2 separate regions of the Homo sapiens genome follow, and region 1 is linked to region 2. A link is an interaction called in ENCODE POLR2A ChIA-PET data of the cell type or tissue named here. Cell type or tissue: Panc1. All regions are shown on one strand. Region 1 has its middle 100 kb from the start of KCNK12. Region 2 overlaps MSH2 (mutS homolog 2).

Region 1 (2,500 bases), 240 kb after region 2:
AAGATTTTAAATGCTCATGGTTAAAGATATGATAAAAATTCATAATAATAATCATGCAATTGATGAGGAAATTTGGCTATTTCTGTAGCAAACAACAATTTAACATTAGAATTATGACTGATGGTACGTACTAAAACATAGATTTCTAGGAATCTCATATGCTTTTGGAACACACATTAATAACACACCTGTACAAGGATACTCACACCTGTACAAGGATACTCACACCTGTACAAGGATTATTTATTTGACAGTGCTTCTTGTATGATGCAGATTGTACTTCCCAGCCTCCCTTGCATCGGGGGGGAAGTGAGGCACCAAATTCTAGCCAATGAGATGAGGTATTTGAGCCAATAGCCAATGAGGTAGTTGAGAGCTGTTCCCAAAGCCTGCTTTACAGGGCTGCTAGCTCGTCCTCTTTGACCTTTCTCAATGTCCTCTCCATCTGGCTTGTTCCACGGAACATGAAAACCACCTTAGACCACACCCTAAAGATGACAGATGCCAGAGCTAGAAGGACCCTGAGCGCCTGGCACCATGGAGTGCTCTAGCAGCCCCCGGACTGCCAACCTCCCAACTTCTTGAGAGAGAAAGGGACATAATTTCTCGTTGGTTTATGCCATCACTGTTTGCTGTGTTGTTGTTGTTGTTGTTACTCTCATCTGAACTATTGTTGAACATCATCTGAACTGATATGGGGAGTGGTTGCCTAACAGATAACCAACAGTGTCTGCTGTTAAGAGCTTCTTGGAGGCCAGGCATGACGGCTCATCCCTGTAATCCCAACTCTCTGGGAGGCTGAGGTAGGAGGATCACTTGAGGCCGGGATTTGAAGACCAGCCTGGACAACATAGTGAGACTCCATCTCTACAAAAAAATTCTAAAAAAAAGTTAGCTAGGCACGGTGGTATACGCTTTCAGTCCCAGCTACTCAGGAGGTTGAGGAGCGAGGATCACCAGAGCCCAGCAGATCGAGGCTGCAGTGAGCCATGATTGTGTTGCTGCACTCCAGCCTGGGTGACAGAGTGAGACCCTGTCTGGAAAAAAAAAAAAAAAGAGCTTCTTGGAAGAGGGCACATAACTTAGCCTCCAGATGAGTAGGATATAGAGAATCAGGGACCAGAACAGTGAACATTCTAGAGTGAGGCAGGATAAGAAGTGAGCCTGGCTTAGAGGCCCAGATTGCAGAGGGTTAGTGGGGCCAGATTGTAGGAAGACTTTGACCATTCCATTGAGACGTGTGCTGGTCCTTCTAAGCCAGGAGAATCTGGACTATTTTGAATGGCCCCTGGAGAAAGCTCATCCCTGTGTTTAACTTAAATGTACCATGTTTCAGTTTGAATCTCTCTTGCCTTATTCACAGTGGATCAAGCCTGGCTTCACCACAGGAAAGCTGAGCCTCTATGTTCCCTTCAACATTATTAAATGTCACCCTCTATCACCACACAGACAGGAAAAGCCCATTTCTTAAAATGATTAAAGCCTCAGTCTTAACCTGTCACATCTAGTACTCAAGATATGGGATTGTCATCCCAAACATCCAAATCCCAGACCAGACTGAAGGAACTGGCAAGGGCAGGAGCCCATCTCCTTCCTTAGCACCTGGCCAAGGCCTGGCCAGAGCTGGGCTCTTCCTTGTTGAGCAACGCCTTCCTCCCTTCCATCTCCCTTCACTCTGCACCAGAGGAGCCAGGAACTAGACCCAACCCCCTCCGGCAGCTGAGCCTAGCTGGACACATGGCAGAACTGTCCAGAGGGGAGTTCATGTCCTGTCCTCCCTCCTGCTTCTCAGAAGCCTCCCTGATATCAATTATCTGAGAGGCAAGACCATAAACCACTGGAACAGCCAGTCCCAGAGTCAAGAGAACATCTTCACTCTTCTGAGCTGCCCAGGCCCCCAGGCCCAGCTGCCAAGGATTTTCTGCACCTTGAAGTGCAAAACAAACAAGTGTTACTGTTTTCATGTGAACTACCTCAATGCACTCTGCTGGCCTTGCACTGGGGCTTTGTAGGTGTATGACTGGGGGAAAAAAGACAGAGCTTTTTCCCTGAGGTCAATCAATGTGCTCTGGACACTGGCCAAGGATGCCTGGTAGCTGGTTCTGTTCAGTTGCAGGGAGGCAGTGAGGGCAGATGGGGAAGAAGGAAGGAGGGTGGGATGGGGGTGCTATTCTCCACCTAGGGATCTGCAGGTCACTGCCCTGAGCACCATTCCCAGCCTTTTCCCACCAAGGACACCTGGGAAGATTTTATCTAGAAGGCAAACTGGATTTTTTTCTAATAATCAATTTGCTTCCAAGTTTTCCTTACCTAGAAGCCATTCTAGTCACCAAGCCAGCTTCAGGTGAGTATGAAATGAACAAGGTTGTTACACAGGTGATGTAATTCCAGCTCAAAGTAAAGAGGCTGGGGCTTCAGTTCGCAGGACAGCCTCATCCTGGGGAATGTTAAGATTTCATTTAGGCTTTATGGAATACTGAAAGTATCTATCTGGTGGGAA
Region 2 (2,500 bases):
AACAAGTGATTTTGTTTTTTTGTTTTCCTTCAACTCATACAATATATACTTGGCAATGTGCTGTCCTCATAAAGTTGGTGGTGGTGACTCACTCTTAGGACACATTCAGATTTCTTTTTTTTTTTTTTTTGAGAAGGAGTCTTGCTCCGTTGCCAAGGCTAGAGTGCAGTGGCACAATCTCAGCTCACTGCAACCTCTGCCTCCTGGGTTCAAGCGATTCTCCTGCCTCAGCTTCCTGAGTGGCTGGGATTACAGGCATGTGCCACCATGCCCGGCTAATTTTTGTACTTTTAGTTTTACCATGTTGGCCAGGTTCGTCTGGAACTCCCAATCTCAGGTGACCCACCTGCCTCGGCCTCCCAAAGTGCTGGGAGTACAGGCGTGAGCCACAGAGCCTGGCCATGTTCAGACTTCTAATAACAGGTTTGTATTGACTCTTAGCCTCATGGCAGAAGCCAAGAGACATGAGACAGCTTAGAAATTTTTGCTTTTTGGAAATGAATGTTAGAGTTACTGGTTTGTGATTAAGGCCTATTGCACTGACAGAGGCAGTGAAAAAGGGTTTGATTGCCAAGGAAGATTCACAGGGCCTAGAATGGCAGTGGTTATGCATCTACAGTTTATTACAGGAGAAGGATACAATCCAGTAGCAGGATTATGGTAAGGATATGCATCACAGTCAAAGGCTGTCATAGCAAGTCATCCAGAGAGTTCGGGTGCAAGTTCCAGTTTTCCTTTGTTGTGTAAAGTCTGTGGTGGGGTGCATTTTCTCTCTCAGAGCAGGATGTGTGCACAGGACACCTTGGAACCTAGGAGCCCAAAATAGAGTCTTCACTGGACTTTTTAATATTTTTCTTGTCAAGCGGACATGTTCCTGTTCTCTAACTAGCCTCTTCAGTGGAGGTCAGAGGAAGAGCCTCATTGAGACCAAGTGCAACTCATCAATCACATGAAACAATGCTGATAAATAAACCACCTAAATATCCCCTGACCCACAAATACAAAACAACACCATTCAATCAGTATTTTTCATGCCTTGATCAGGGGTCATTGCCATGCAGGAACTTTAACAAAACAGTACAGGCTAATAATAGAATTGTTGGAATTAACTCACACAGCACACCTATGAGAGAGAGTTAAGATAGAGGGTCTTGGTGGTCTCTAACAGTTGAATTCAAAGTGAAGTTACCAGAGTAAAGTGAGCAAAGACACATATTAGTACAATATTGGTAGATAAAATCACGTTGCTCTAATAAGCATAGTTTTAAACTTTAACCATGTTTCTCCAGTAATTTTAGTAATTATATTGTTGTTATGTCTAATACATAAAGCATTTTTTACTTTTTTAAAAAATTTTTAGGCAATGTGGGGTCCAAAGTAATTAAAAAAAAATTTTTTTAACATAAAGCATCTTAAAATTTTACTTAATCATGATCACTTAGAACCATTAAAACATACGTTTTGATATTATGGGGAAGCTTCGTTGTTCCTTTGTAGACAGACTTAAAGAAATACAACTTTATGATGACAAGATATAAGATAATTATAGATTTAAATTTTATAGAAACCTTTTCCCTTATCTAGTGCAAGAGGTAGCTAAGTGCTTATTTTCTCAAAGTACTGTGTTATAAAAAGTATTCCTAGTGTAGTCAAAGCTTCTCTTTAGACTGATAAAACTTAGAGCACCTGCATTTACTTCCAACAAAGCAGAATTAAAGAAAATGAGACTTGGCCGGGTACGTTTGTAATCCCAGCACTTTGGGAGGCCGAGGCAGGTGGATCATGAGGTTAGGAGATCAAGACCATTCTGGCTAACATGGTGAAACCCTGTCTCTACCAAAAATACAAAAAATTAGCTGACATGGTGGTGCGCACCTGTAGTCCCAGCTTCTCAGGTGGCTGAGGCAGGAGAATCGCTTGAACCCAGGAGGTGGAGGTTGCAGTGAGCTGAGATCACACCACTGCGCTCCAGCTTGGGCAACAAAAAAAAAAAAAAAAAAAAGAAAAAGAAAATGAGTCTTTACTGGCTGGGCACAGTGGCTCACACCTGTAATCCCAGCACTTTGGGAGACCGAGACGGGCAGATCACCTGAGGTCGGGCATTCGAGACCAGCCTGACCAATATGGAGAAACCCCATTTGTACTAAAAATACAAAATTAGCGGGGCGTGGTGGCGCATGCCTGTAATCCCAGCTATTCGGGAGGCTGAGGCAGGAGAATTGCCTGAACCCGGGAGGCGGAGGTTGCGGTGAGCAGAGATCGTGCCGTTGCACTCCATTCTGGGCAACAAGAGCGAAACTCTCCATCTCAAAAAAAAGAAAATGAGTCTATACTTTGCTGTTTTCATACTCTCTTAGTGTGGTGTAGGCAGCCATGTATCCCCCTTGTGCCTCTATTTCTCCATTCTGTGAATGAGTGTCTTCCACTGCTGTGCTTTTCTGATTCCGTAACCTTTGTTTGTTTGTTTGTTTGTTTGTTTGTTTGTTTTTTATTGATCATT

The links. Peaks named below come from ENCODE experiments on the same cell type or tissue, not always from the same donor. Only the 100,000 strongest peaks of a DNase experiment are listed, where the experiment ranks them.
Region 1: POLR2A ChIA-PET joins it to region 2 with 8 read pairs; 2 of 35 experiments call an interaction of 5 or more read pairs at or near these places.

The regions. Positions count from the first base shown.
Region 1 is chr2:47,673,673-47,676,172 of GRCh38, forward strand. It overlaps a transcript of MSH2 not described here. Among named protein-coding and RNA genes, the nearest start is that of KCNK12, 100 kb to the left of the region's middle. In Panc1, no CTCF peak of the experiment used is centred here; no DNase peak of the experiment used is centred here.
Region 2 is chr2:47,429,944-47,432,443 of GRCh38, forward strand. All of the region lies in intron 7 of MSH2 (mutS homolog 2), which reads left to right. Among named protein-coding and RNA genes, the nearest start is that of MSH2, 28 kb to the left of the region's middle. In Panc1, no CTCF peak of the experiment used is centred here; no DNase peak of the experiment used is centred here; H3K27ac peaks cover 342 bases.